Regions from separate parts of the Mus musculus genome. Here regions 2, 3 and 4 are each linked to region 1. A link is a loop called in an ENCODE intact Hi-C map of the cell type or tissue named here. Cell type or tissue: heart. All regions are shown on one strand. Region 1 overlaps Ror1 (receptor tyrosine kinase-like orphan receptor 1). Region 2 has its middle 55 kb from the start of Gm35701. Region 3 holds the start of Ube2uos (a long non-coding RNA gene). Region 4 overlaps Ror1 (receptor tyrosine kinase-like orphan receptor 1).

Evidence for each region. A loop is a pair of places that touch in the nucleus more often than their neighbours do. Peaks named below come from ENCODE experiments on the same cell type or tissue, not always from the same donor. Only the 100,000 strongest peaks of a DNase experiment are listed, where the experiment ranks them.
Region 2: a loop joins it to region 1, with 1.8 times the contacts of the local background. A loop is called at or near these places in 3 of 42 quality-filtered maps.
Region 3: it touches region 1 in a loop (2.6-fold over the local background); 12 of 42 quality-filtered maps call a loop at or near these places.
Region 4: a loop joins it to region 1, with 1.8 times the contacts of the local background. A loop is called at or near these places in 3 of 42 quality-filtered maps.

Annotation. Positions count from the first base shown.
Region 1 is chr4:100,209,767-100,217,766 of GRCm38, reverse strand. The region is part of intron 1 of Ror1 (receptor tyrosine kinase-like orphan receptor 1); the gene reads right to left. Among named protein-coding and RNA genes, the nearest start is that of Gm12701, 94 kb to the right of the region's middle. In heart, a CTCF peak has its summit at 3,294 (motif pointing left); no DNase peak of the experiment used is centred here; H3K27ac peaks cover 133 bases; H3K27me3 peaks cover 868 bases.
Region 2 is chr4:100,036,391-100,044,390 of GRCm38, reverse strand. No RefSeq gene overlaps it. Among named protein-coding and RNA genes, the nearest start is that of Gm35701, 55 kb to the left of the region's middle. In heart, no CTCF peak of the experiment used is centred here; a DNase peak (open chromatin) is centred at 4,450.
Region 3 is chr4:100,521,192-100,529,191 of GRCm38, reverse strand. Ube2u (ubiquitin-conjugating enzyme E2U (putative)) reads right to left here. Exons shown (of 10, transcript NM_001033773.4): 7 at 4,849-4,937. It overlaps Ube2uos (a long non-coding RNA gene), which reads left to right and starts at 1,303. Exons shown (of 2, transcript XR_867958.2): 1 at 1,303-1,598; 2 at 5,546-5,966. In heart, no CTCF peak of the experiment used is centred here; no DNase peak of the experiment used is centred here; H3K4me3 peaks cover 935 bases; H3K27ac peaks cover 2,551 bases.
Region 4 is chr4:100,295,773-100,303,772 of GRCm38, reverse strand. It overlaps Ror1 (receptor tyrosine kinase-like orphan receptor 1), which reads right to left. Exons shown (of 9, transcript NM_013845.5): 2 at 822-893. Among named protein-coding and RNA genes, the nearest start is that of Gm35760, 94 kb to the left of the region's middle. In heart, no CTCF peak of the experiment used is centred here; a DNase peak (open chromatin) is centred at 4,972; H3K27ac peaks cover 672 bases.

The DNA of each region.
Region 1 (8,000 bases):
CCACTGGGCTTCGATGAACCAGTCACTGGGTACGTAAGGTGGTGAGGGTGACTGTGAGGACCCTGCTAAGCTGAGGCCTGCTGCCTTTGTGGTGTGCAAGCTACCATCTCTTCTTGCAATTGTCCTTGGGTTGCCTTTGTCATTCATTGGTTCCCTTACACCTTGACACTCCAAGGGCTCACATGAGAATACAGCATCACCACCCCCAGAGAACATGTTAGAAATGCAGACTCTCGAGCTCTACCATAGCACAGCCAACCCAGATAAGGCATCACTGCATGATTCTCAGGAGAGCCTCTTGTGCATCCAAATTGAATATAGTACTGCTCTCATGAACACAAGGTGTGTTGAGTAGTCAATTCAGAATGTGAGATGCTGATAAAATATCCATACTGGCTGCTTGGTTATGATTACTGAATTGCTTCAGTCTTTGATTGTCTACTCAGGAATTCTGCCAGGACTGAGTCCTGGTGCCTGGCATACAGTAGTCTTCAATAAATATTTATAGGAGGAACTGAAGATAAATTATCTAATAAATTGGTACGTTCATAAAGTCTCCCCTTGTTCCTACTGTTTCTTTCCTCTGGAGAGTTAGCTGAATTTATACATGGAAAAAAATAGAGAATAGTGCCAGACAGATACCAAGCGCCGGGCCTGTACTAAGTGCCCTATTAACAGGGTGTGGAGGAGCTGAATTCATGCTGGTGCACTTTGACTTTAAGAGGTCATACATAGCCTGGGCCACCTTGGAACTCCGTGAGAAGGTCGGCTAGTTGAAGGGAAGGAAGAAGACTACACTCCGAAGCATATACTAACGCATAGAGAAATTATTCCAGAGGATTCCAGGGAAATGATTAAGTGTCCAGGAGAGGTGGGTTGACAGGTCACTGGCTGTGGTATGTAAACTATGTTTGGCATAGTAGCAAGAAGCAAAGTACTTCCTCCTATCTGTGTCTGCCTCTTGTCTTACTTTTGATATGATGATAAGGGAGACAGGCTAATGAATCATGGTGGTGGACAAGGGCCTGACAGACAAGCTTGATCAGTCCACAAAGACAGACACTTTAGGTTCAAAGAGAGCCTTAGATCTTAATGAGCTTCTCTTGCTAACCACCTCTCCTTGCCTTTGCCTTGCTCGTTCCCATCAAAGCCAGCTTCCTCCTTGACTTCACCCTGACAAGCAGGAAGCTTTCCATTGCTCTGTCATAGGATGCAGGTTCCCTCCCCACTGCCAATGCTGCAACCCCAGGTGTGCTGGGGGTCTCTACCTCCCGCCAATACTCCCCTTATTTGGCAGCTAGATGTTATTTTGATATTTAATTTTTGTCTATTTAATTTTGCAAATATACTAAAAACTTCCATCAGGTCAGGGTCTATCTATATCATGTATTTCTTTGAGATTGCCCATTAATGCCTAAACATATGTAGCATGTGCTGATAGCATGTACAAATAGAGGAAAGAAAGCTAAGAGGTGACAGACAGTTTCCCCGTGGCATTTAATAAAGTAGCAGAGCCTCTCTAACAACCTCCGCATGCAGTGTCTTAAGCTTCGTTTGCCTCTGCTAAACTTAGATTTAGCAGTTGTTCTAGAAGATTGAGCCATCTCATTTTCTCTACATTCTTAGGGCTCACCAGATCACAAAGGAAGCATTCTCTGGGGCAAGTTTTAAGTTATTGTATCATTTCTGTATCACAAATACTTAGTGACTACTCAATAATTGCCAAGGACTATGTTAAATGTTTAGCCACATTAATCATTATGACAGCATGACGGTGCTGGCACATAAGATCTCCTCCTGTATCAAGAAACAGACTCAGTACTGGTCACTCAAGGTCACAGAGTCAGGAAGCATGTGAGCACTTACCTGTGATCCTCCTGTCACCAGGCATCTTCATCTTTGGGGAACTACTGGAAAGATTCTCTAATAGATCGGTTATCTAACGCAATCAAATCTACTCAGTGAATATTGTACATAGGAAAATTCTACCTTTAGGGTAATCCAGCACTGGCTATAAAACATACTCTCTAGGCTGGCTTTTGGCATAAATGTCAAGGACAAAATAATTTTTTTCTCTGATTAAAAGAAAACGTTCTCAGTGGCAGCTATTAAATTCTGCAACTAAAGAAAGAGGGCATTCATCCACACCGGCTCTCTTTGCTCCTTATTCACAATGCTAAGCTCCTATTAGTTGTAAAAAAACAAAAAAGCATTTTTCAACATGTAAATATAATACAGTCCTGCCCAAAACAATGTTAATTTTTTTAAAAATTATGTATTTTCTTAATACATGAAGAAAACCAGCTCTACACTTTGACCCCAGGCACTGAACCATCATTTCAAAAATGTTTCAAAGCATTCTTGTCCCATTATTTACTCTCTAGATATTCCTGTTTTTTGTAAGAAGTGTCAGTTTGAAAATAAGAAAAGAAATCCAGATATGCATTAACAATAATTAATATTGACCTTTCAAGACTAAACGGTTGCATCTCCTTATCAGACTTCGCCTTTTCCCAATGAACAGTCAGACAATTTTTGGATCTTTATCCTTAGGCCTGCACGGCCCTGTCCTCAGATCCTGGGAAGCAGGTGAGGTCCCAGGACACTCTCTGAGCCCTGGCTGCCTGTGAAACCATTTCACACACTCAGCCTCATGCCTCACGACTTGTGTGGGCAGCATTTGGCCGTCTCTCTATTTACACAAACTCCCTAACGGTCTGGCACCACTGACGTCTCAGAGGGAGGCACAGTACATAGAGTGTTTCACAAGAAAATCTTTAAACAAAAGGAATTAAAGAAAATCCCTGTTTAATAGTGAGTTTTTAACCAAGCTCCTAAATTCTCGAGAGCAGTGAAATATTAACTTTCCCCAAGTGGGAACACAGAGCTCGCCTTGTTTCTCTTCATACTCTTGGGTCACAAACCCTCCGGAGAGGAGCGTGCTCCTTCTTAAGAACCTACTGAGATTCCTCATCAGTAGTGGTTGGGAAAGCACAGGATTTGGGCTCACACAGATCTGCGTTCAAATCCTGTTTTCCACCCTCCTCGTGTCTCAAGGAGTTAGTGTATAAATCAGGGATGAAAGTGGTAATGACCTCACTGCTCCTGGATTCTGCAGCAAAAGGTGTCCGCTCAGAGCAAGCACGCAGTGTGGGGTGGCTGAAATACAATCAGCCTGCTGTCATCTGGACCTTTGAAGGGACCTTTCTTCAGCAGAGAGCAGGAAACAGTGACAAAGGTCAGGAACCAGCCCTACTCTGTGCCTCTGGCTCTGGTTTAGTGCCCCCTTGTGGCTACCCTTCCTAGCCCTCCTTCCTTGCCTTTGTGGTAAACCAAGCAGTACCTAAGTCATTCAGGGTCATTCCATCAGAAGGTGCTGTGGGGGATCTGCATTACAGAGTCACTGTTTTGTGCTGTCTGCTAAAGGCTGAATTAGTGTGATCAACTTGACTGATCACACCCTCTTCCACAGCACTGTGGGTCCCAAGTGACTTCTCCTTACTGCCTCGGCATGAAGCAAGGAAAAACACACCCTCCGTCAGTACCCTGTTACAAGCCCAAGAGGGTTCTAGAGAATCCCAGGGCAACCATTTTTCTTGCCCATGTCCCAGAGCCATGGTGGCATTCCACACAAGAGGCCTGCTTTGACCAGGAGCAGGTAGCAACTCTAACAGCCTGCCACATTCCCCACTTCCAGCCACAGCCATTTCCTGTGGCCAGCACGCTCCCCGCATGGTCTAGAAATCCTTTGCCACATGGTTCCATTTGCCTGTACGTTCAACCTTGATTTTGTGGCATGTACTCGTTTTGGCTATGTAAGATGTTGACTCACTAAGGTGACACGATGTCATTTCTGCATCAGTTTCCATGAAATAACATATCATATAATCATGTTGGGGGGGGGGAGGTCTCACTACAAAAAGTTAAATTTTTTGATTCTTTTTTTATTAGATATTTTCTTTATTTACATTTCAGATGCTATCCCGAAAGTTCCCTATACCTTCCCCCCACCCCCCGCTGCTCCCCTACCCACCCACTCCCACTTCTTGGCCCTGGCATTCCCTTGTACTGGGGCATATAAAGTTTGCAAGACCAAGGGGCCTCTTTTCTCAATGATGGCCGACTAGGCCATCTTCTGTTATATATGCAGCTAGAGACACAAGTTAATTTTTAAAAAAATGATTGGAAGTTAAATACAATTGGTGGATATTCAATCATGTGTCTAATACAATTAAATGAGAAGCCATTTTATTTTAATAGAATGAATAAAAACTTAAAAGTATACACTAAAAAATCAAAAATAGAGTTTGTTCAATTGTAGAATTATAACTGTAGAATTTTTTCCCCATCTCATTTGCTTAGGTGTTTTAACTAAGATATGTTCTTCAGTTTTTCACTCAGCAAACACTTGTACCTTCTAAGTATCAGGCTTGTGGCAATACCAACATCACTACAAAGCCAACTTAGCCTGAATGACCCCCACAATATAACAATGGTACTCAACCTGTGGGGTCATGACCCTTTGACAAAACTCTGTCTCCATAAGTATGTAAGTATTTACATCATGATCATAACAGTAGCAAAATTACAGTTATGAAGTAGCAATGAAAGCAATTTTATGGTTGGGGGTCACCATAACATGGGGAACTGTATTAAATAGACACAGAATTAGGAAGGTTCAGAGCCACTGAACTGGTAGAGTTCACAGAGATCAATCAAATAAGTATACAAATTCATCCTTATAATCAGGGACAAAAGCCACAAAGGGAGGACATGGGGTACCAAGAGCAGTGTAAGAGAGGGTCAGTATCTCTGACTGGTGGGCTAGATTCAGAGAAAGCACCCTAAAGAAATAACATAGGGCACCAACTATGGACAGAACTGAGGCTGAAGGGAACTGAGGAGGAGGAGGCTCTGCAGGCAGGGGACCAGTACAGGCTCGCTCGGTTGGGGGCTGCCAGTGCAATGACCACCCAGGGATGAGCATCTGATAGATGGATGGGCATAAGGCAAAAAGCAGTGGGGACTTCTGTAAGAGAAGTAAGGGTTTCTGCCTCTGTTTATAACACAGTGGTAAGCGTAGAAGCAGGGGGTGACATGATCAGGGTTGGCCACAAGGGTGACTGTCTGCTGGGCAATGTCAAGGGATCCAAGCAACCAACCAACCAACCAACCAACCAACCAACAAACAAACAAACAAAAAGGATGTAACACCAGGCAGTGGTGGCTCATGCCTTTAATCCTAGCACTTGGGAGGCAGAGGCAGGTGAATTTCTGAGTTTGAGGCCAGCCTGGTCTACAGAGTGAGTTCCAGGACAGTCAGGGCTATATATACAGAGAAACCCTGTCTGGGGGGGGGGGGGGGAAGGGGGGAGATCCAGACTGAGACTCGGTGGATGTAGCAATGCTGGCTGGGGTAAGACCTTGGAGCCAGTCAGGGCTCTCTCCCTTCTCTAGTTTCTGCTGAGAACAAAGTGAACAGCAGTGCCTGGGCACAGAAAGACAAATTCCACTGGCACAATGTTCAAAATGCTATTTTATCTCAAAACCTGGAACCAGTGCTTTGGAGAACAAACGGCAGGTGTATTTACATTAAACATGAAACCCCTTCCGTCCTGTGTTTGTGAAGCACACAGTCTTTTCTTCCCAGCTTCACTGGGGGTTGCCATCTACTATCTCCAATTACCACGCTGCAGTACTCCCCCCCCCCCGCCCCGTCCCGACAAATCTCCTCCTCTCCTCCCTTACTCCTTTCAACCCTTTTTGCAATTATATGCCAGTTGCTTCTGCACCCACAGAAGTATCGGGGCCCCCACAAAGCTCTTCTTCTCCCCTTCCCACCACAATGGTGTCCAGATCACAGGGATCAGGTTGAAGTTATTGTTCCTCCTGAAAGAAGGTTTCTGAGAGCCTCTCACGTGAACATCTCAGCACATCAGGGCAAGGAAAATGGGGGTGGGGGAGCTTCTTCTAGTGGTGGAGGTTAGGAATAGACTGGGGATAAAAACAACCCCACCATTCTAGGATGTTCCCCCAGAGAACGAGTGTGCAGAACAGAATCAGATTCCTAGAAGAACACATGTCTCATAGAGAGGGATCCCATACTGTTTCTTACCAAACAATGCCATTAAGGCATAATCCTTCCCTGGGTATGACTGACTCACTCACTAGCACATTACAGGGTGCTTAGTATCTTCAGTTCTACTAAGTAACAAGTGCCAGGAGGAAACACTCCTCACACACCACACCCTCTGCTATCCACTTCACCCTGCACACCAACTAGCAGCGTTTGTCCCGCTTCTGCCTCAGACTGGAAGCTGTGCAGGAATGACTGTACCAGTACTCAGAAATGTGGTGTCAGAATCAAAACGGGATTTAAAGTCTGACTTTGCCACTTGTTAGTTTAATGAAGATGTGGGCATACCACTCAGCCCTCAGACACTCTATGTCCTCATCTTTTTAAAAGAAGATGTTCACATGGGGACTAAATGAGATAGCCACTCTCTTGCACCTGGTGAAGGGGAGGGGGCATTCTGGTCCAGTTCTCACTGTGAAAACACTGCCCCCCACCCCACCTCCACGATGCTTAGCAACCTGCAGAGGCTCACTTAGATCCAGCTGTTCTCCCAAGCTGGGTTCCTTCATCTCAAAATGTGCTCATCAGCCCTGTTGTACAGAAGCAACACTGGGAAGAAATCAAGTCCACCTAGGACAAATGAAGAGCGAGAGGGGAGGAGCCAGGGCAGATTTCAGCCAATGTTTCCTCTAAAGGTTGACTGTATCGATCACTTCTAAACTGACCTTTGAGAGAAATTGCCCTTTGTCAAGGAGAGAGGAGGACCTTGAGGGTCCTATATGAACAAAATATTTGGTGCTTGACCAAAGCAATAGAGCAATCTGGAAAAAAAAAAAAAAGATTTGTTGACTAAACTTTTAAAAGCCTTAAAAGTCATGCAAAGGTATCTTTACTATCTACAAAGAGATTTCTGAGTTTTCAGTTTCTCTTTTACTCTCTCCTTTCTTCCCTCCCTCTCTCCCCACCTCCCTTCCTTCTTTCCTCCATCCTTCTATCCCTCCATCCACCCCTCCTTCCCTTCCTCCTCCTCTCCCTCCCTCATCTTCCTCACTTCCTCCTTTCCTTCCTCCATCCCTCGATCTATGCATCTACCCATCCCTCCCTCCTTACCTCCCTCCTACTCCTCCTCCTCTCCCTCCTCCCTCCCATCCCTTCCACCTTCCCTCACTTATTCGCTCCACCTCTCACTTCCTCCCTCCATCCCTCTATCCCTCTATCTCTCCATCACTCTGACTTTAGAGAAGTCAGTTTGAATTCAGCACCCAGGCATGGGCATCCTGCTTTCTTTCTCCTCTTGGCAGCATCTCTTCCAGGGAGCTCAAGCCACAAAGACACCCAGCCAGGCGATCTGAACTCTCAGTGTTGGGAATCATCTCTCTCTGTGTGGCTGGACTGAAACTACACTTATTATTTATCTGGACTAAAAATCCTGTGTTAATAAAGTGATTTCCCTTCTGGTCCCACCATCCTGAATCCTAGGTTTATTTCAGGGTTCTGGTTGTTCAGCTATACTAAAAAAAGAAAGTAAGAGCTACTAAAGTCTGATAATTTTGACCATGTATTTCCAAAATATTTTGTATATACTTTTATTTTAAAGGCATATAATGAGTTAGATACCATTGTGATATCGTTTAAAAGGAAGACTATTTTAGCTATTCTCCTTCCTGCTCATGTCATCTTTCAGCCACATTGATCCATCCTGGCAGCTGCTCCCAAATCTGTTTCTCTTTCACATTCCATGTGCTCACCCCCCCACCCCCCCACTTCTCATCACCTATTATTACCCTCGCTTCTTTTCCATAGTTTTAGGCTTTACTTCGATGGTCCTTAACCTCCCCAATGCTGCAACCTTTTAATACAGTTCTTCATGTTGTGGTGAGCACCACAACCATAAAGTTATTTCCTTGCTACTTCATGACTGTAA
Region 2 (8,000 bases), 170 kb after region 1:
AACACCTCAAAGTGGCACTACAATGTCTCCTCATTGGTCAGTCCACACCTGCAATTCTATTGCTTCTCCAATAGGAACAATCGAGGAGGAGGTTTAACCATCAGACTGCAGGAGCAGGTAGCCCTGGGGAAGGGGAAGAGTTGCTGCTATCACAGCTCTGGCTGCTGAGTGGACCACTGAGCTAGGAAGCCCAAGGGTTCCATCACAAGCAACAACCAACCCTCACCTCTACTGAAACAGTCTCAGGACAAAAACCTGTGCATTTTCTTGGCCACAAATTTGGTTTTACTAGTTATGGACAAAGTCTGTAGGCCATTCTAAGAGCTTCTGAGAATAGTCGTGTGTGTGTGTGTGTGTGTGTGTGTGTGTTTCTTTAAAAATAGGTCTTACCTACAATCAAAGTGATCCAAGACCAAATCAACCTTACTCCATACCCCATGCATCCTCCATGTTACTTCAGTCTGAGTCAGTGACATGGTGAAATATTCTTTCTTTGGCTGCAGCACGGTCCCCTGGGCTTTCATCAGGGTCTTCTGAGAAGTGCTTTAGCCAGTTACTCTAGTCTATTCTTGTGTTGCTATAACAAAATAGCTGGTGCTGGATAATGTAAAAAAGAAAGGTGAGTACTTGATTTTTATTTACATTTTCATTATTACTTTCATTTTTTATAGTCCAGCCATTGTCCCTCTTCCGATGCCCCCTCCCACAGTTCATCATTCCATTCCTTCCCCCTGTCTCCAAAAGGATGCCTCCCCACTCCCACCGCCAGACCTCCCCACTCCCACCGCCAGACCTCCCCACTCCCACCGCCAGACCTCTCCACTCCCACCACCAGACCTCCCCACTCCCACCGCCAGACCTCCCCACTCCCTGGAACATCAAGTCTCTGGAGGGTTGAGTGCATCTTCTCTGACTGAGGCCAGACCAGGCAGTCCTCTGTTGTATATGTGTCAGGGACCACAGTCCAATGTCTGAGAGATCTCAGGGTCCCTGTTAGTTGAGACTGCTGGTCTTCCTATGGGGTCATCCTCCTCCTCAGCTGTACTTGGTTTTTGATGAGATGGTTGCAAAGTTCAAACAGAATGGCTTCTAGTCTGACAGAGGGTCCAACTAGAGTATCCATCTTATGACAGAACATTGCAGGAGTAGACGTGAGGGAATGCGAGTGGTGAGAAGCCAAGCAGGAGACTTGGGAGAGCAGAGCCGGCTCCTTTTTAACATGCCTCTATTAAAAAAGTAATCCACCAAAAAGGCCTAACACACCCTTCAACATATCTCCTAAAAGGGAACATCCTGTGCCCCCCAGTGGGTCCCACCTTTCATTTTGTCATAGTGGTGACTAGCCTTGCAGTGCATGATCCTTTGGGAGACATATTTGTCAACTAAATCCAAACCACAGGAGCACTGATGCTCAGTGTTTGTTTTTGTCTACAAACAAACCAAAAATAAATATTCATGTTTCTGGCAGGAGCAGTAGCTTACTGCGTCTCAGGCGGAGGTTCTGTGCAGGGCAGGCAGGATAAATAGTGACTAGGAAGATAATTGGTGTGGTCATCTGCACTGCAGAGATTCTAGCATCAATGAGTGATCAGCGCTGATCTTCCAGAAACAGGATTTCTTTTCTTTCCTTTGTATTTTCAGAAAGTTTTCTTTTTAAGCGTGTGTGAGAGAGAGCGTGCCTGCGTGCCTGCGTGCGTGCCTGCGTGCCTGCGTGCGTGCCTGCCTGCGTGCCTGCCTGCGTGCGTGCGTGCGTGTGAAAAGAAGCTTGAAGAGCATCAGCTCCCCCGGAGTTGGATTTGCATGAGCCGCATGCTTTGGCTGTTGAGACCCCAAGTTGGTCCTCCACAAGGGCAATGTGCACTCTTAGTGGCTGAGGCATCTCTCCTTCAACGTTTTACATGTTTTTTCTATCAAATTTAAACTGTTTTATCATTAGTAAAACAATTAGAAATGAACTCTAGTCCCTTTGCTCCTCTCTCTGGATCTATTCTATTAGGCACAGCTGTGAGCTGCATGTGCAGGGGACTCAGGCCTCGAGAGCTCGGGGTTTCCCGCAGGGCAGGAAACCCTGTAAGCCTCAGTTTCCCCACTTAGAACTGAATACTTCTGTTGCCTTTCACTACAGAGAGTCCGTCACGAGTGCAGTGCTGAGTGCTGATTTTTCGGGAACTCTGCCTCTCTTACTGAGCGGTGTTTCACAAGAGCGTTTCCAAGAATTGAACTTATCAGACAAGGAGGCAGAACAGCTTTGTAGCCCTTTTATTTCCTGCCAGATGAAATCTCAGTTTGTAAGAAAGTTGGGTCCCGGAAGAGCTACAGGAGGAGTAGAAGTCACAGGCAGCCGCTCTTACTGCCATGAGCCGCACTGCAAAATCCATTCCCAGCCCTTGGCCAGCAGTTGGCTCTGAATGGCAGGAAATACGGATTAAATAGAGAAGGGCAATGAAGACCTACAGTGTGCAGAGGTACAAGGCTGGGAGAGGGGAGGGGGCCAGAACTCTGCAATGTGGGCCCAGCACTTTGGTCAGGAGGTAAATAATGCCAGGAAGAAAACTTTAGCAGATTCACGCTTGCTGCTTTTATTCTTTAAGAGTACCTCTTACTTTTACTTTCTTTATTGTTTTTGTGTTTAACTAACATACAAAGTAGCAGACTTCTTTCTCTTGTTTTCATTGAGTTTAGTTTTGTTTTTCTATTGGTTGATTTTCCATTGCCTGCTCCTCTCCTTCATCTCTTTGCCTACCCTCTCCACTTGCCCACTTGCAGTCTTCTGGATTCCCCTTTCCACTTTATATCGTCTTTCCCAGCCCACCCCCACCCCCCCATGGACCTCTTCCTAGTTTCCTGACCTCTCTACCCATACTCACTTCTACATAAATAAACATATATAGAAAATTAGACACCAGGATCCACGTATGAAAAAGAATACTTATCTTTTGAATGAGTTAATGAAAAATAAAATAAAATGTATTTCTCTTTCAGAGCTTGGCTTACCTCGTTTGCTATCATACTTTCCTGTTTGATTTATTTTTCTGCAAATTTCATACTCCCATTTCTCTTGATAGTTGAACAAAAGCCCACTGTGGGAACTAGAGAGATGACACAGTGGGTGAAGTACCTGCATGAGCACACCATACAAGCAAGGAAGCCTGTTACAGCCCAGACCCGTATTTAAAAATTAAAAAAAAAATACGCATGGTAGCATGCATCTGTGACCCTAGTGCAAGGTGTATGGACATACAGGATCTCTGAAGCTTGCTAGCCAGGCACTCCCGTCAATAAGTAAACATTGGGTTTAATGAGAAACCATGCCTTAAAAGACAAGCTGACAAGAAATTGAGAGAGACACCCAAAGCTGATTCTGGCTTCCATTTGCATGGATTCACACACACACACACATTTTCACCATACATTCATGTGTTGACGGGCATCCATGTTGACCCCATTTCCTTGCTATTATGAATAGAGCAGAAGTGAACAAGGCGTGTTCCTGTGGCAGGATGTGGAATACTTTGAGTATATGCCTAAGACTAGTATAGCCAGATCGTATGGTAGTTCTATTCATGCCTCATATCTGAAGAAGTCAGAAGAGGGCATCAGGTGCCATGGACCTGGAGTTAGACAGCTTTGAGTTGCCATGTGCTGTGAATCAAACCCAGGTCCTGAGCAAGAACAAGTGCTCTCAACCACTGAGCCATCTCTCTAGCCCCTTAACTTGACTATTATACCAACAATGCTTTCTGCTTGGTATACCAATAACTTAGGAGGTACATTAAAAATATTAAAGGCTCTTAATGAGTTTTATAGATTACTTTTCATTAGTATGCTGGAGCTAGGAGAATATGAGTTTTCAAATGCGATCTTCCTAATAAGTTGAACCTCCTAGCAAGATGTAATGATGCTCTTTCTCTTTTTGACTGGCTTGTCTTTGACGTTGACTTTGTTCTATGCTTGTTTAATGACACTTGGGGAATCCCAGTACTTGAATAGCTCTGAGACACTCTCCTGAGCTGAGACAATGGGCTGAGCCTTTGAGAACCTCTCAAGCAAGGATTCAGGAGAGTGATGGCTGCCCTACAGAAAGGTATGTGATCCAGGACAAGGCACCTCTGGCAGGGTAGCAGAGAAGACTCAGCCACACATTGTCTGCTTGCAATGTTCTTGGGTAGTTGCAGGAATGGGAGCTTCAGTCCCTAAGCAGATAGGGGAGAGAATTGACAGATGGGTCACAGTGGCGGGTATCACTTCCTGCTTATGCTGCTCAGATCCACTTCTTAGGGAAATGTCCTGAAAGCAGGAGTTTCAGGATTCCAATGGATTATCTCTTCTGGAGGAATTTAAAATATGAAGGACAGCAGGCTAAGCTACCATACTGCCTGCTGTTCCTTGTCTCAGGATGGACCAAGTGCCTCGCGTTCCCTTCCTGTACAGCCCAGTCCCTTAGTCATCGCCAGTGCAGCTGCAGGCTGGAGGGCTTGCCTGACTGGTTGGTTCTTACTCTAATCTCAGAGAGAACAGAACCCTGGGTCATTCTGTACTCATGGAAGGACTGCTCCATTTAGACATTTCCCTCTAAAATTGGACCTAAAAAAATAAATACCCAACAGGGTCATTTGCATCCCTAATTTGTCTCTTACTATGACCATTGTGTGACATAAATCACTTCTTTCTGGTAGGACTGGGTGCTAGTCATGAGCAGACAGCAAGATGGGGTGTTCCCCTCCGTGAGTGGGCTCCTGAACATGCAGACTCCAGCAGTGTGGTGACGGAACCCTCATTCTTCAGGCAAATACTTGAGAGCAACCATAAGGAGGCGTCCTGCACAAAGTCCTTGGTTCTTCTTGCATGCCCAGTGCTTCTCTCGCTTCTCACGTCCTGTGGTAATGGTGTTTCTCACAGTAACGGCTGACATCTGGCCTCTAGCTTTGATAACCCATCATCCCTGGTGACATTAGTTACTCTTGTCTCCCAGCAGCAGCTCTTGTCTATAGATGACAGCCAACACTGAACTTCCAAATGACTGCTGGCCTTCCTTTGGGCAAGCAATCGCCTACTGTTTCTACAAGTGGAATGCCGTTTGAGGTGGCTGTGTGGGTTTGCCATCTTCTGGTGGACGTATCAGCCTTGCATAGCTGTTCATTCTAGGATTCACACTTATAGGAGCCATTTGCTAACTCCTTCCAATATACTCCATGCCACACTAACTCTGCTACTTAAACTTCAGTCGCTGTGAATTATGGCCCTTTCTAGCCATTGAGAGTTACCCTGAGAGTGTGTTAGCACTGTTTCTCAGAGGCCTAGTCAGGGGGAATGTCCTAGCAACAAATTTTAAGGTCTGATCCCTTCCCACCCATCTACTTAGTGGCGTAATCTCAGGATCCCGTTCCACATTACTTTCCCAGTTTCTGTTGACATATGTTGTTTAGGTTCTACAGTTTCTCTGGGGTATAGCTCCTTTCTTCCTGCAAACATTTTCATGGCTAAGATGTCCTGTAATTTCATCCTATTGTTTTCTTGTCTGGTGGATAAGGAAATAGGGAGATCGTGTGTTATTCTGTGAGGTGGAGGTTTTTGCATTAGCTGTGGTGATCTACACACCAAGCTATATGCAGCCCAAAGATTGCCAAGAACATCCACCAGGATGTACTCCTACCACGGCTGAGGGTTTTGTCCCTACCTGATTGCAGTCAACATTAGTGGAATACCTCTGCATGGCTTCAGAAGCCCACTGCTACTCCTAGGATCCATTCTGGATGTTTCTCTAAGCTCTTCCTACTTCAGGCATCAGGAGATGAGAGTTAGGCCATGCTTCTGAACGTGGTTCCTCTGCTTGCCATCTTCTTTCTCTAAAGCAGGGATGGGTCTCAGCCACACCCGCCCAGTTCTGCCCTCTTATAGCTCCATATTCCCCCACCACTGCCTTGCTCACACTTGTCCATCTTTCCAGGCACCATGGGGAAACTGCACAACACTTCTACCTTGTGACAGAAGCCATCCGTGTGCCACCTACCACCAGTGATGGCATTCTTGTTGCCAGCTCAAAATTTAGCTTAAATTTTTTTTTTATCCATACCCGTGTCCTTAGATACTTGAAGAACCTCTGCTTCAGGAGTCAGATTTCTTGAGAGGGAGACTCAACACAGTCACTGGTGTGTTTGAGACACTGAGAACCCTAAGAGGCAAACGAACAGGATTGGGTAAGGATAGAGGCCAGCATGCTGAAGCGAAGGTCTAGGCAAATCCCAGGTAGACCTCTGTTTGGGTGACCTTCAGAGCGATCCTGAGGTGGGGGAGGAGGCTGGCAGGATTCCAGTGGATTTGTGACTCATCAGCTTCAGGCTCCTTCAGAAGAAAGGATGCTCAATCCCTCAAAAACCTTTGAAGTTGAAGAGAAGGAGGGGAAATGAAGCCTCAGTCTGAGACTGTGGTACAGACAGGGATCTTCTTTAATGAAGGGGCTTTAGCCTGTCCAGCCTAAAGGATGGCTGTAGAGAAAGGAGACTCAGTCACCAGGAGCTTAGGATTCACCATTGGCTGGAATGCTGCAGGATGGAAGCTAAATCAGGAACAAAGTCACTTCCTTGCTTCTGCTGAGAGCAGTGACACGCAGCCAGTGAATGTACGTGTGTGTGTGTGTGTGTGTGTGTGTGTGTGTGTGTAAATTCCTCATTTAAAAATTGATAGTGTGTGTTATGCCTGAAAACACTGTTCTGAATTCCTCCCTCCCCTCCCCCTCCCCTCCCCCTCCCCTCCCCCTCCCCTCCCCCTCCCCCTCCACCTCCCCCTCTCCCTCTACTCCCCCCCCCTCTCTCTCTCTGTAAGTTCTGCATTAAAGAACTGAGAATGCTATGGTATGCCTGAAACTCATGTAGATGGGGAAATAGTGACGAAAACCAGAAAATCTATGCTTTCAAGACATTTGCAACTAAAACATGTTTCTGTTGAACTTATTGTATCTGTATTTTCCAAACTCACATGGCCACAAAACTTGTGACTTTTCCTGATCGCCCACTGATGTGCTTCAGAACATTCTGCAAATCACAGTCTGGAAGACCATGAGCTCAGTTGAAACAGGAGCTTGGTGATCTCAAGGCTTTCTCCCGTCTCTGAACAGCCAGTTTTAACCAGGACATTGATGGCTGATTCCTCATTATACTCAGGAAATTGAATGAAGCAGTAGGATTATTATTAAAAACAACCTTCTCACTCTGCAGAGTTTCCATTGAGAAACAGGCTCAGAGTAACAGCAACTAAGTAGTAGATTTGTTCCAAGATCTAAGGACAGAGATGACTGACAAAGACATTGTCCCCGAAGGAGGTGACATGCTGTGGTGGAGTTCAGAGTGCCTGTGACTATTCTATGAAGCAGCCTGCTCCTGAGAGGGAGGAATATGATGAGTGACCAGCCTTGAGCCTGCATTTGTCCACGCACAGCCTGGACATCTTCCCTTCCTGAGAATGGCAGAGAGAGAAGCAGGACCTGGGCCTGGATAGCAGTCACTGGGGAAGACAGAAGGTTGGAAGGGGACTTCAGGATTGGCTCAAGAGCTATAAGGACTGTCCTGGCAATACCTACTCATATAGTTTTAGTGAGCCTAGTTTATTCCTCTCTGGCCTCCTGTCTTCTTAGCAAGATGAGGACAGTAGTCATTCACACCCCATAGGGACTCCATACGCATCAAACAGGAGAAAAAAAAGCCATAAAAATTAAGCAAGCAGTGTGCAAAGAAGGATCTTAGGAGTTACTTATTCCTTCACAAAGTACATTTCAAAGAAAGCTAAACAAACTCCCCCAAACTTTCCACTCTTAGGGCTATTTTTATTTTGTGATTTTCCAAGCCTCAAAACGAAATTGGAAAAAAAAAAAGGGAGAAGAGAAGAAGAAAGAAAGAACCCTTGGCGGCTGCTTTTTATATGGTTTTATATGGTTTTATAAGAGTGGGGATGAAATAGAAATCATGATAGCACAAGGCCCCAAGTTTACATTCTCAGAGGGAGGC
Region 3 (8,000 bases), 310 kb before region 1:
TCACTGCCTCACAGTGCTTGTGGGACAGTTTTATAAGCTATGGCAGAAAAGTGTCCCTCCATGGCTTTCATCACATAATCCTTTCTCTTCCATAATGTAATTCTTTTTCTTGAAAATTACAGTGTTGTTTCCATTCTGGGATTTGTTTGTTTTTGCAGTGGTGGGGATAGAACCCAGGGCCTGGTGCCTGCCTACATTCCCCCCCCCCCCCCCCACACACACACAATGAAGCATGATAGAAAGGCAGAGAGAGAGAGAGTGTGTGTGTGAAGAGATGGGGTGGGGTGGGAGGAATAAGAATAGAGAAAATACTCCTCTCCTAGGAATTCAGTTGAAGCCCCTTGCCAGCAGGAAACCAAGAATGCCCAATTAACAATTGCTTAAAGCCTTTCTCGTTTCCCAGCTGTAAACCTGTAATTTTCTAGGAATCTCCCCAGAAACCCCATTTGCAGGGAAAGGACGCATGTGTACTAAACTCCTTGTACAACCCTAGGGACTCTGGTTTCCCTTTATCAGATTATAATTCCATCCAGTCTTCCTCCTGAACCACTTTACAATCTCACTTACCAAAGGAGAACAAAAGGGGGCCTGGATCCTCAGAGCAACCTTTTGAGATGTAACTTGAGAGTCACCAAAATGGATAATACGGAGACAATGGCCATGCTCCGTTGAGAAGCCTATGCCTTCGCCTTATTTTTCCTGCTTTCTCTTGAGAAACATGTAACCCACTCAGGTGTATTTGTCTTGTAATTCTCATGCTTAAATCTGTTACAATGTCTTTAACAAATTTTCCAACATTGCCTCATCGTGGGCACTGAAGCCAGGCATCCTGGTTTGGCCTGATTTAGGTCTCTCAAAATCTAGGAAAATTCAGGCTCTCGTGTGTCACTTGGTCCCCCTATCACTGATAAGGATGTACCTACTACTTGTTCTGCCTATGCAGAAGTCGACTTAAAAGTTGCCCATCTTCTCTGCATGGACTGTCGAATCCAGAAAAGACGGTACAGCTTCCACTAGTGTGTTCTGTTTGCATACAATACTATCTCATTCGGCCACAGAGCACCTAAAAGTCGGGTGAATATTCTTTGCTCATTGGTAGGGATGAAAGATGGCGTTCCATTAGTTAAGCCACTAGCCACTTCCTTCAATTTACTTACCTGTATGTCGCAAAACTAGCACGGGGCTAAGGAGCCGCTAACTTCTGACATCATGGTGATCCCAGCTGTGGCTGCACAGTTATGATCACCAGGGGAGCCTTCAAAAACTACCACTACCCAGTCCTACTGCCAGCTCTGATGGAGTTGGTTTGGGTGTGCCCTTTGTGTCGGAATCTTTACAAGCTCTCCAGGTGGCTCTAATGAGCAGCGGTGGCTGAGAGACTGGGCTCTGCAAGCAGGCGCACTGCCTCTGGCCTGGAAGGAAGGGCCTTTGGAAGACTCAAAGAATGAAAGTCTCCTGGGGTGAAAAGCAAGCGCCCCCTGATGCCGGAGGCTGTTTGGTTTGCCTGCTGACAGCAACAAGTACCAGGAAGCCTCCACTCAGCGCTGCGCAGCACGCTGCTCGCTGCTCGCAGCTCGCAGGAATTCCTTTCCTGGAACGTAAGCATTTCCGTATGGGGATCATATTCTGTCGTTAAAGAGCTGTTCCTACAACCATATGCATGGGTTTTCTCTCTGCCAAACCCTTTATTTGACATTTTATAGTGACGGGCAGAGAACAGTGGGGTCACTGGTACACTTCTCTATCTGATTTCCTGTGATTGTGAATGACAGTGACACACATTTCAGAAACTCTGCTAATCCTTCAGGGTTTGACTGTAAAGTCTCACACTATGCTGTGATGATATGCTGTCGTATTGTAAAGGCAGGATAGTGCCATAGGAAGGAAATATAGAGCCAGCCGTCTAGTCTAAGACTCTGGACCACAGTGCTAATAATTGAGAGTAGGCATGTGCACTGAGCTCTGGGCATGAGGCACACTCAAAGTGTTTCAGCCCTATAATGTATGTGATTATTCTCATTTTATATAAACAAGGCAACTGGGCCAAGGAGGGCAATAGACTTACCAATGTCACACAGTTAATGATAACAAAGATAAGTCATGGGAATTTGCCTCCAGAATTTACCTTCCTTATCAGTTTGTGAGATTTTCTCCTATGTAGATGACCTTAGTTAAATTACCTGATTTCTCCTAGTTTTATTATTATTTTTACCTGAAAAAGGGGATGGGGGTTACAAGAATGTCTAGCCCCTCAGGCAGATGTATTGCTATTTATGACATATATTAAGGTGTTCAGTAAATAAATATGGTTTGAATAAATCAAGCAATGATGAACTGGGGTAGTTAAAAGCATAGTATATACAGTCACACTCTAAGACTGTATTGTCAAAGAATACATCTATGATTGTTATGGACTTGATATCTAGACATAGCTTTTGTGGCTCGAAAAGCTGAAAAAGTGTTAACACCTAAATCAAAATTCAGCAACCTCCTATCCATAAAACGCAAAGCTCTTAGAAAAGCTGCACGAGATTTTAATAATCTCAGCATCGATAAAAAACAAAAGTGTATAGATGAAGTTAAAAGAGGTTTCCTGAGTATTTGTATTCTGAGTCATTGAAGAAGCATTCTACAATCTGAAAGCTTTATCTCCATTACTGCCAGAAAATTAGGCCATTAAAAAAAGAGGGGGTTGGCCCTCATCCAGCTGCACTATCAGAAGACAACGAGGCCAGCAGAGTCTGTCAGGGCTCCGTTTACGTTTGTAAACTAGGTGCTGGCTCTTTTTGAAGGAAGACTCTTGGAGCATTTTTTATAATGATTCCATGGGAAGAAGAGGCAGTAGGCTTGTGAAATCTGCCATCCAGGGTTAGATTCAAAGTCTCAGAAATTCTTCTGGGCTAAAGATAACCGTTCCCAGGCTCCTGCTTTCCCAGAGGATGAGTTACAGACGGGGTTAGTGACGGGCAGATGAAGAAACAACGTAATTCAGCACGCTGGAGCCAAATGCTTGTGAGGGAGGAACCATTATCAGGGGGAATCACCATAATTTCCCTCCATTTTAAAATCATTTTTTTTATTAAGAAGCAATCATTCCCAAACCTTCTCAAGTTTTGGCATGATTGTGTCTTTTGCCTAGGGTTATTAGGTTTCTAAGGCCCACTGTGTATTTACATGCTACCATCCTGCAAAAATCTGTTTTTGTTTGTTTGTTTGTTCTGTTAGGAGGAATTTGCCTCCTAGTCCCTAGAGCTAATATCTCTCAACACCAGGTTTTTACAACAAATATTTATTGTCCCCAGATCCATATGTGTCCCTCCATAGTTTGCACACAGTAAGTGCTTGACCTGATTGGCTAAAGGTGCATAGGGCCTCTAGGCTTTTAAAATTAATCACCCACAGACTCTAATATCACAAAAAATTCTCTGCACTGACAGTGTTGCTGATATCTGTGTTATCATAATGATTTTTTTTTTTACAACCACTAGTGTGTGTGGATGATAACATATAATCACAAAATACTCAATAACCAACTTCCTGCAAGAGCACGTGACTTCTTCAACATGATCTCATTTGGCCCTGTAACTGCTAAGCTTAGCAGTACTTTTGCCTTAACTTATGCTTAAAAGAATAAGTGCAAGCTTTTGCTATAGTTAGGAAATCTTTACAATGAGACGATGAATAGTGAGACCCAAAATCAAAGCGGTGACCGCGAGGGAAGAGAGGGCCAGAAGAAGTATAATGTTGCAGGAGATAAACCAAGAATACAAAAAAAGAAAGATTAAGAGGTGTGGTGTTGTTTTCAGAAGTCTCAGACTGAAGAAAATGCAAATATAGTGAGCTGCCAGTACCTAAGGCAGAGAGGGAAGGAGGGAGATGTTTGGGAGTGGGAGGGTGAACTAGGTTCAGTATACCTTAGATGGCAAAGCCTGCTGGATATGCAGGTGAGTCTCATGGCTACACACCGGCACTGCTGAAGAGGGTCTGCCTAGAGATGTGGTTTTGGCGGTCGGTCGCTGACTAGGGAAGAACATGGTAGGGACTCTCAGAGAGATTGGGAGGAGGATGGAAAAAAACGGCCTCACTGAGGAAAGAGGCAAAAGAATACTTAGAAAGAAAGAAAAATCCTCATGGGTGCAGGGTACTGTACACATCAAGGAGAACGTAGACGGTAACAGCTAAGAAAGAACAGGGCTATAAAAAGCCAGTGCAGACTCGGGAATCTGCAGTCCCTTCTAATCTCACAATGTCCAGGGCCAATTTGGCAGGAGGGCTGGGGCAAAGCCACATTCTCACTTGTGTGTGGAGACTGGATAGCCTACTTTGAGGCAAACAATGACATATACTCTAAAAGTCTAGTTAAATGGAACCAGTTGTCTAGCTCTCAGAGTCTGTCTTTGTGGTCCCCAGAAAATGTTTTCTTACATTGATGTAACTGAGCAACCCTCAGCTTTCAATGTTTTCCGGCTGCGTTTGCTCTGCACTCTACAGCACTGGCTCTGGCTTAGAGGATATCTGCGTTTGAAATGGAAAGGTCCACCCTGCTGCGAACCCTCCTTTCTAGGGAGAAGGTCTTAAGTAAACCTCATAAGATTAAGAACTCCCATCAATTGCCTACCCTTCCTTCTGGCTTTTAAACAGACTTCAGGTCGGGGCTCTGCACAAAAGAACTAAATTACTAGTTGTTGAGTGAAGAGTATAGTACAGACAGCCAATAGAACCGTTTACTGCTCTTATAGAGCAGATATGTGTCAATTAGTTTTGAGATGACAGCAAGACAAACCAAGAAAAATCAACAGATTAAAAGATTAAAAAGGACACATAATAAATAAGGTTACATCAACTCACATGGGTTTCTGGAGTGTTCTGCGACTTTTGTCGTGGCTATCTGAGACCATGTCTTGTAGTAATCATTAAATGAGATTGTTTTAATTACCCTGAAAATATAAACAAAAGGCCGTATTTAATTTGTAAACTTGTCCTTAAAATGATCTGATCAGAGCACAGGATTCAGCTAATATAACGCCAATCTAGACTGATACAAAACGTATGACACTCTCTTCTCTCCTGCCTCCTCTTCCTCTTCCTCCTTCATCTTCTTGTTTCTTTCCATTTTTTTTTTTGAGACCAGAAATTTGTGTCCCTGGAAGGTCTTGATCTTTGTGTATTGCAGGCTGGCCTGGAACTCACAATTCTCCCGCTTAGCCTCCTGTGTGCTGGGGTTACAGACATGTGGTCCAATGCCAGGCTTTAGACACACATCTCTAAGACTCAGACACTTAATAAATGAACCAAACACATTGATCTCACACTGACAAGTATGACAAGAAAAGGCAAGCCATCTCACTCATTTTTAAATAACAAAAGTAGATGCCCACCTATGTGCACACTGTAAAAAGAAATCAAAGCTTTAAGACATCTTCCTCATGCCGATATATAAGAGTAGCTTTAAGGGAAGCACTCGAGTTGTAGTTTTTATTCTATAATAAAGCTTTCTTAAATGTCATAGCAGATGTATTGTGATTGTTTTTCTTTCCTCTTCTAGGGAGAATAAAGCATCGGAATGGAGATTAGTTTTTACACAGCGCTTAGCCCCTGTGCCATGGAGATACTCACCCTTCTTTTCCTCCTTCTACACTTTTCTCTCTGTTCCTGTCATTAGGGCCCTCACAGGGGAGTGAAGGTGGCAATGCAAAGCAGTAGATGGCAGCTGTGGGACACTCGAAATAACTGTGCCTCTACATATTTTTACTCTAAACTTGTTGAACATAGCAAATTACAGCTCTGTAAATAAAGTAACACTCAGAGATAATGTTCAGCTGTGTGAAATCACCAGCTAACCAGAGCGAGTGGATGCTTAAGTGTCAGGTGTAATAGCCTTGATGTCTGTTTTCCAGTTTTTAACTTCTTGGTTCTTTGGACAAAGAAACACATTTTCAGTTAAAACAAATATATTGGTACTGTTTTTTGTTTGTTTGTTTGTTTTATGGATCCGCCGTAGTTGCTTAAGGTAAATATTTGGCTCAATTCTGAAATTAACGGGGCAATCTTTAAATGAACCAGTGCCTTCGCCTGCCATAGTTTGAGACACCTGATTTTAAGACTAACAGTTTTCAAGTGTGTTATTATTTTTCCAATCACATGTAAGTAGAACTCTGAAGCGGGGTGAAAAAAAATCAATTAACCATCACTATTACTGCTTCCAGCGCTCGCTGGGCCAAGGTTCACACTACCAAAAGAAATGCTAAAGTAACGTAAATTTGCATGAATTTGCCCCTGAAATGTTTCAGCAATTTGCAGCAAGGAAATGAAAGGCTACCGTATAAATGCTGCATGAAAAATCTTGGGATCAATTTGCAATCACAGTTCACTTAGCAGACAACAATGACCCAAGAGGAAGGAAACTGTCAACACACCGTCTCACGGAGAAAATATACTATCCTTAGGCACAACGGTCTCCATTGTCTTTTGTCTGTTTGAGGATGACCCATGACCCTCTCCCTTCCCAGGGGTGTCCTGTTCAGTTTCAAACTGTTAGCCCTCCGGGGATTTCTTTTCTTTCTTGCAGAATAATTAAAAATATTACCGTAAAAGGTGTAACTATGGTTAGCTTGAATACACAGAGAAGAATATCTTAAATATTTGTATTTCCAATTCTATAAAGCAAACAGTCCTTTAAAATAAAAGGACAGTAACTGTATTTACTATCATTCAGATAGTCTATGAAGCTAATGAGATAAACGACATAAAAATATGTTTGTAGTCCCCACCAGTACCAAGAACATACTGAGTACTGTCTCCCACTGAAAAAAGGAGGAAATATAAATTTGTAAGTTTAAACTGGACACCAGAGCTGATTTTTCTGTTGAAATAAGACATATCCCCGGGCGAGTGAAGGGAACAGCTTTCTCTGCTCCCATAATAAGGTGCTGCATGGTTCAACATTTGGATAATTTGATACATTGACCATACTTCTTTAGAAGTGGCAATAAACAAAAGAATTTGGAGTAGGGTAATAAAACTTTTGTTTGAAAGTCATCAGGGAGTCATTTGGGGTGCAGTGTCTGCAAAAAGGAGGGAGGCATCCTAGGCTTCAGAACAGCCTCAGCCATATTTGGCGGGGTGGGGTATAGTGTGTATTCATGTGCACACAGAGGATCTCCGAGTAAGGGAAGTTAGGCATGGGGTAGCTGAGTTCAGTGGAGAGTTCTGATTGAGAGCAGCTGGAGGCGCTTCAAAAGCTTGGTTGTCCAGGATCTTTGCATGTAGGCAGAGCGTAGTTGAAATTGGTTGGCAGCCTTGGTTTATCAGAATGGAGAGCCATCAGTGGTTCCCAAGTAGGAAAAGAAAGGAACCTGGGGCTTGAGCAAGGGTTTCCTAAAGGGATCTCACATATGGGGGAGAGGAGTTCTATAAGACTAACCGTAGGATCAGTTAAGAAATAGTAATGAAGGCGTGGACTCCCTTAGAGTTAACAGAGGCAGGAGCATTTGAATTGTTTGGAGGAAGATAATAAAAGTTTTGTTTGAAAGTCATCGGGGAGTCATTTGGGGTGGGATCTGCAGAAAGGAAAGTGGCATCCTAGGCCCAGAAACAGCCTCAGCCATACTCGGAGCTGGGGTTAGGAACAGGTACAGACAACAGCATGATAACACTGAAGAAAGAGCTGATTGGTTGGCTGGTGTGTGAGCCACAAAGGAATGTTGGGGTCAAACACTTTCCTGAAGTCCAGAAGACGACTAGTTTTCTATTAATAGAAAACATTGTGTGGGACTGAAGTAAAATATGAATGTAATTTTAGATGTGGCTTTAGGTGACACTATGACAGAGGAGCCAAAATGACCTTTAAGGATCTGATGGTGAAATTCGGAACAGAAAAGAGAGATTGAAAGATGAAGCCATTACGAAAACCAATCTCCAAAACAGTGTTTATAAGAGGAAGGGCAGACACCAACTTAAAGGGAGCCAGTGATGGGAAAAGGCGGGCTCACTGCCTGCAA
Region 4 (8,000 bases), 86 kb before region 1:
TCGCATAGAGCTTGTGTTCAGTCTTGAAATAGAAAGAGTTTGTTCCTCAAAGAAGGGGAAGGGTGGGTATTGGCAAAGGAAAAACAAAACAAAACAAAACACAAAGCAAAACAAACAAAACAGGGAGAATAAGGGCAAGCCAGATAGAAGAATAGGAAATACTAGAAGATACAGAAATCCAGTCAGAGATACAGAGGCAAGACAAAGGGGACTAAAATGAAATAAGGCTGGAGAGGCAGGAGGAGCCAGAGCGCCTGGGCTTCATTGTGCCTAGGCCATAGGATCATAGATTAGACAATGCTTAGCATATGGCAAGCCTTAATTAATGCAGCAACTCCATGGTGAGAATCTATTCCCCACATGTACATAGGAAGCTGCTGTCTGCACGCACAGGCAATTACAAGCGTTCTGAATGCTGGGTCCCGAACCCCACAAGCATATCAAATGGTTGTCCAAAAAGGTCATCCAACCAATGGCTCTGATCAGTCCTGGCTTAGGCAGAATCAAATCCTCCAAATAAGGTCTACTAGAATGCACAGGCAGGAAGGTCAGAAATGGTCCAGCCTCACATCTTGAAGCGTTTTCACCATGTGGAACATTTTAAATGAGGAAGGGAAAAAGAAAAGAAAAAAAAATCTTCTTCAGAAATTATTCCAAATAATTAAATGTTAAATCATCACAAAGCAAGCTGGGGATTATTTCAGCCCCTGCCTCGTCCTAATGATCTAGACAGCAGTTCATCTCCAGGAAGATCAGGCCAAGCTATGGGTGAGCTTTTTTTCTTCCTTCCTTCCCTGGCCCATGTTTTCCACTTGGCATACCTTTGTCGATTTCACTTGAAGTGTTCCAGGACGAGGTAGGCACCAGCTCAGCACTGACTGACAACTCTGTTTCTGCAATGAGAAATATGGGGAGGGGGACAGAATCAGGGCATTATTTAATAAGGTCACTTCCGGGTGGGCAGAAGTATTATATTCTATGGGGTTCCCTTCAGAGAGGGACTGTCCCAGTACTATGGCTGTGTTTAAGGGAGGCAGCTCCAGTGATCAGCAAAGGCCCACATCTCAGAAGCTCTCCAAGCTCAGCAAGCTGTAGGCCAGACTTATACTTTACAATTCTACCCTGAGGGTTAAAATGGAAAGAGCTATGTTTACAGAAAACTTTACTAACAGAGACAACCGCATTTTAACAAATAGTGTTGACAAGAAGACCGGCCTTGGACTAATTCACTCAAAAGTCTTATCAGAGGGAAAACAGACAACGTTGTCCTGATTGGTGCTTTTGTTCACTGAATTTATGATGCTGTGAACAGAGAAATTCAGTTCTCGACACTGGCTCTGAAGTCAAAGCAGATAAAAGCAGAGTCATTTGTGGTGACTACACTTAACTGGCAATTTTCAAAGCCACTGTAATTGAAAGCAAATATGCAAATCAAGCATCTGTAGGACATAATGTACTATGAAGATTTAAAAACTTCTCAGTAATAGGCAATGCTACACATAGAATGGTTTTGTTGTTTCTGAAAAGTTCAATCCATGGCAACATTTTACGAACATATTTTAAATAGGGTTGTTATAACACCTTCTTGGGCTATACACAAACAACACAGAGACAATATCATAGAACATTTGTGAATCTGAGAAGGCCAGGGTCATCTAATAAACCACATATAATGTCATCCCACCTTCCATCCCTTGCAAACATCATGAATCTATTATGATTCTTTTTTGCCTATTAAGCTTGACATCTGTACTGTACTCTTTTCAAGACAGTGTATTTTAAGTAGCCACTAAAACCAGGTTTTAATTGGAAGGCAAGCTGAACTTTAATAAGTAGAAGACCAGACATTGGAGCATAGTGCCTGGCTCTACCCACAAACATCCCAGTGGCCCAGGCTGCCTTGTACTAATGGGTATGAGTCCCACCTTATCTCTGGCTTCACCTTTCCAGAAACAAGCACTTTCTTTATTTCCTTACTTACTGTTGAGCATCCACCCAATGACTAGAGATGGTATATGTCCTTGTCATTTTACCAGGGACTAATGTCTGCCCACAGAAACCTTGCAAAGGTTAATTCCAGCCTGCCCATTCATCCAACACTGCAGAAACACATGGGCTATTTGGCAGACTTGAACATTTCCACAGTCCTGGAACACCTAGGACTGCAGACACACACCACACACTCTGCCCATGGCCCGGGTCTGCTTCTTCACCCTGAGATAAAGCCAGCATAGATTCTTTAAGGTAGTAGTTTTCAACTTGTGAGTCACAACCCCTTTAGGGGTCAAATGACCCTTTCACAGGGGCCACATATCAGATATCCTGCCTATCAGATATTTACATTATGTTTCATAACAGTAGCAAAATTATAGTTATGAGGTAGCAATTAAATAATTTTGTGGTTGGGAGTCACCACACCATGAGGAACTGTATCAAAAGGTCACAGCATTAGGAAGGCTGAGAGTCACTGCTTTAAGGGAAACTGAAGGCAAGTGGACATTATATCTACCAGTACGTTACACTCTGATTAGCTCGTTTCCGGCGTCATGGCAAGCTGGCAAAGGGACAGTGAGAGAAGAAAAAAAGCATGCTGGGAAATGCTTGCATGGAACGGGTCTTCTCTCCCTCCCTTCGGAGGTTCCACTTCTTTTCCTCCTGATTGCTGCAGACACCTGCAGGTCTAAGGACACCAACACACTTCACTCAGGATTTCTGTCTTCGTGGGACCTTCTCATTCCATGTTCTTCCCCTAGAAGGAGCCTTCCCGCCACAAGTCCTTTCTTCCCGTCCCTCTGTGTGTCATCCGCGGTGCCAGTCACCTCCTTTCCAGTCCTGCCCAGCCTACATACAGTCCCACTTTATATTTTATAGTAAAAGTCTATTATGTAGTAAGGTCATTTAAAAAAAAAAAAGTAAGGGACTCAGGAAAGCAGCCTTCAGTCCTGCTGTTCCGACAGGACTTGAGAATTTATTATTGAGTTTTTCTAAACAAAGGAAGCCTTGGTTAAGAGATGGAGGTAAATTGTACCGAGTGTTTCCTAAAGCCCAGTTGATACAGCAGCAGTTTTGGAGAATGAATGATCAGAAGGAATGAAAAGACTTGCTTTCTAGAATTTAATGCCTCTAAGTTCACTTGTTCATTGATCCAATGCCTATCCATCCATCTACCCACTCAACAAATATTTACTGAGCTCTGTCCCAGATGAGCCCAGCAGTAGCGCACAAGCTCAAGGCAGCGCTTGCTTCACAAAGCTCGGGGTCTGGAATGGACACAGAGAAATAAAGAATTGAAAGAGTATGAAATAGTGCTGTCAGGGGCTGGGATGGGGGAAGGGTGAGCAGAAGGTAGAAGAGCCAGTCTGGACCCAAAATGCTGCAGCTAAGCCTCCTGTGAGTCCTGGCAAGTTCAGTGATTAGAAAGGTCCGTCCTTGATCTTTTGATGACCTCTCTGGAGGCTGTCTATGAGGAAACAATTGCGAAGACTTGGTGAAGCTGTTACCCTCTCTCTTGTTGCTAGAGGAAGGGCAGTCTCCAGTGGAATATCTGTCCTGAGCATAGATCTGTCTTTAGCTGCACAACTTGGGCACTTCAGAGAGCCTTCTGTTGGAAACAGGGAGTCTTGCCTGGGTTATCTAGCCCTGGTAGATTTTCAACCAGCATGGGGTCATTTGTGCTTTTTATCTCCCTAGCAACATTAGCACCTGCTAGGGTTGGAAGGTTGACCTAACACATTAACACTTGTGCAGCGGGTTCTCAGCTTTCATTTCCTTTTACCGTCTCATTTGTACTTGGTCATGAAGAGACAGAAAAATCATTGTGCATTCAGCACAGTTCTATGAAAAGTTTGATGGCCTCGGCTGAGGTCTCAGGATAAGGATTTGAGCTGGCGGGCTAGCATCCTGACACTGAGCCACAACCACCAAAACGTTTTGTTGTCGCTGGTTTTGGAGATGGGGCATTCATTGCTAGGTGGCACAGGATGATCCTGAAGTCACCATCTTCCTACCTCAGCCTCCCAAGTACTGAGATTACATATGCTAAAATTATAAACATGTAGTGTGCATGGATATATATATGAGGATTTGTATGTGTGGGGTACAAGTAGAGGGGGTACATGTGTGTATCAATGGATGTACATGGGTATGGAAGTCAGAGTTTGACATTGGCAGCCTTCTAAGTAACTGTCCATGTTCATTACGGCAGCAGGGTCTCTTACCTAACACACAGATGGCTGAGTCAGCTCATCAAGCTAGTCAGCTTGCCCGGAGAGTCTCAAGTTTCCTCTTGAGAGCTGGGACTACAAGGGGGACATCATACCTGTGTAGTATTTTACATGAGTCCTAGGGATGCAGACTCCAGTCCTCACACTTTTGTGGTAAGCACTTGTTCCACTGAGCCATTTCCCTAGCCCCAAATAATACAACTAGATACACCTCTGTGAACCAATGTAATAGTGACATCAATAAAATCTTTCTCGTGTTGGAGCCTCAAACAGCATAGTTCTGTTCTAAGCAGCTTAACTCACAACAGAGTTTGACAATTGAATAGAAATAAGAAATAAGTAAAATGGCAATTCAGTAATGCTCAATTTACTACTAATAAGGCAAAACCCAAACTAGAAGTGCCTTTCTACATTAACATGTCAGTCACCTTTACATTTCTCTTGCCATCAATGAGTGGTCTCTCCCTTTCACTCCAATTAGACAGCAGATGTCTTGGGAGCAGGGAGCAGGAAGCAGGACTCAGGCATCCTCTGTGCCCTCTCTGACTTCAGGCAGCTCTAGGCAATGCCAATGTGTGCTAGTGCAGCGGGAAGCAAGGGGCAGGTTTCTGAGTTGGACGATTTCAAATTCTGGCTCTGCCACAACCTGGCCTATGACCTGGGGAGAGTTACTTCACATCTCCAGCACCTCCCTTCTTAAATGGACCTAATTGTGATGATCACAGACTGTTCTCGAGACGATCTGGAGATGAGTCAGATGTGTCAGCCTTCAGCAAAGGGGCTCTGATGACAGTAGATAAAAACTGTTACTAACTACAGACACAGCCAAAGGGTGTTCAACTCCCAACCCTAGCTGAGGAGTGTGTCAGCCAACAGAGATTCTTGGACTGGGCTTTCTCAATCCTTGAATCTCATGGGGGTGAGTCCGACATATTTCATAGCCCAACACTGGTCATTTTCAAACCACTTGGGTGACAAGCTTAAGTGCTGATATGCCTCCTAAGGGAATAAATGATAACAAAATGAACAAATGAATCTAGAACTTTGAAGCGATTTAAAACTCTGAAGGAAAGGGAATTCCAGACTCTTTGGGCTGTGCCTTCCGTGCTGAGATAGCTTCGTGGTTAGTAACCAAGAAACAACCTGGTGTTTCTAGGCGGTCTTTCAAAGCCAAATGTTATTTTCAATTTGGAGCCCCCACCCCCAGCCCCTAATTGCTTGGCCATTAGTTTTGACGCGTGGATTTTAGGCTGGTTGTGGAAGGAGTGCGGCAGAACCGTCTTAACCATCTTCCAGGCTTGCAATGATGGGGGTTTTTGTGAAGCCCTTTGTTAGATGGGCAAATTGGGCACATCCTAAAACTCAAGCCATAATCTACGTGAGGCACAGATAGCGAGAAACAAACCCCCTTTTCAGCCGCCATCCCCAGCCACTTTTAAAGCACTTCCAAAGAGAAGCCCACTTTGGACGCAATTGAGACAGCTATTAAGATTCCAAGCACCTCGAGTAAGACAAGTACCTTGTATTTAGATCGCACTTTCCTTTCAGGAAAGTCAGTACACAGACCAGGCATTATTAGCTCGTGACTCCATATGGGAAGGCCCAAGGCCCAAGATTATCGCCGTCTGATTAGATTTGAGGAAACCCAGACTCAGGCAGAAAGCTTGCCTAAGGTCCCCTGACATGTCATCAGCTGTCAGCAGAACATACCCATGACTTTCCGTTCCCAGCTCTGCTTCAGTCTGGCTGCTGAGAACACTGGCAGTGAGTGCCTGTGTCACTTTTGAAATTGAAGGTGTGTGTGTGTGTGTGTGTGTGTGTGTGTGTGTGTGTGGTTTCCCCCTAAGCTCCATATTGTCAATTCAATTCTTGAAACTTTCCAACAGGTGAAGAGTAAAAGGTGGTTGTGGGGAAGTTTTTACACATATATTGAGTGTGTAATTTGTATCTTCTGGCTGCCTGTGAAAATCACATTTAAATTAATGGGATTGAGGGGTCCCAGGATTAGTACAAATTATTTTAATCTGAGAGGTAAATTCAAGAGGGTTGCTATCATCCTGCAGGATGTAAATGGTTTTCCTTCAGCCACATCAGGCTGGACATGCAGCATCAGGAGAGCTGGTAATTTAAAAATACTTAATTTGCCTCAGATGGTTTCAGTTTAAGTGTTTTATCTGTCCAGACTGGGTTTCCTCTCCTGTGTCTTGATTGGGGAGATCAATAATGAGAATTAAATACAGAGTAACATTAAACAAAGTCCAAACTGAAGCCAGGATCCCTCCCAGAGTCTCTTTTGAATCCCACAGTATTATGCCACCTGTTCCCTTAAGGCACTTGGCACTTTGTAAGGTGACCAGAAGGGTTTTGAGTATTCTGTTTGTCACCAAGTATGTGCATCATGAGGCTAGGGATGAAGTTTTATGTTATTCTCAGAATCTGCCAACTCAGAACTCAGTCAGTAGCCAGCAAATGTGTCCTAAAAGCCACACATGCCTGGACGGGCTTTGGGAGCTATTATAGACCAGCACGGAATTTATTTCTCTGAGGTAGTGTGGTAGACTGTAATGTTGACCTTAGGCAAGGCCCGTGCCCGAGTCTGGCTTTCTTCATGTCCAGCCAGGATACAATTGTGTTGTTTATACATTTTGGCTGGTGGTTTCAGAGGGATTTGATTCCAGCATGGTAAGGTAGTCATGCTGGAGCAGGTTGCTTCATTAATGGCTACAGGAACTTGAGAAGGACCTTTGTCATAGAGCCACTGAGGTGGAACCTAGGATGGTTATTACCTTCGAAGACCTGTCCCCAGTGACCCATTTCTGCCTGTCAAACCCTCCTACTAAAGGGTCCTCAAACATGGGTCTACAAGCTGTGGAAGAAGAGTTTAAAATGTGAGCCAGCACAAGACAGTTCAGATTCGAACAATAATTAGTGTCTTGGGTCTTGTGAAATGTTGGATTAACACCTATTCTGCGTGTTGGCTCTCCTGAGAGAGAAGAGAACTTATCTAAATACAGGGGTCCCATAGCTTATTCCTCCCTGGACCCACATCTTTTTCAGTGATCTTCAATGAAGTGATGGAGTGTACTTCTGCACCATCAAATCTAGATTGCCTGTGACTTATGTTAATTCAGAGTTAACAGAGATCAGACTGGCTCAGGGAAGATAAGAGATCACACAACCATGGAATCAAAGGCTGAATAAATGCTTACTTGACATCACTAACTTTGGGATGATTTGATTAATAAATTATGAGCAATGACCACTTACAATAAGAAAAGAACACGGCTCAATAAGCTTAGAAAGTAATCGAAAGCTAGAAATCCTGAAAATAGGTGAGGTACATCAAGAAGGGCAGCATTTAGAACATGGTTCTTATATTTTTAAAACTCTGTCTTAATCTTTCCCCTTAAAGACAAACAAACAAAAGAGACCAGACTTGAGGGGTTCGTGTATGTTCTGAGGCAAGTTCAAGGTTCTAAAGTAAACGCTGTAAAGAAGTACCTGTCAATGGTGTGAAGTGCTATGGAGAACATCTGAGAACAGAGAGTCACCCCAGTCTTGGAGGACCATGTGTAGAGAGCTTCTGTGGTCATATTTAAGAAAGGAAAAGGCAGGAATCACTTTCAAATGATGATGGACCAATACAGAACTCAAAGTCTAGTCAAACTTGGTGCCATGACTGTTTCCCTGTAATAAGTTTTATATCATACCCTCAGGAGATGAAGTATATATGATTTTCCATGTAATCAACATTTGATCTTAATGTCCATTTGGCCA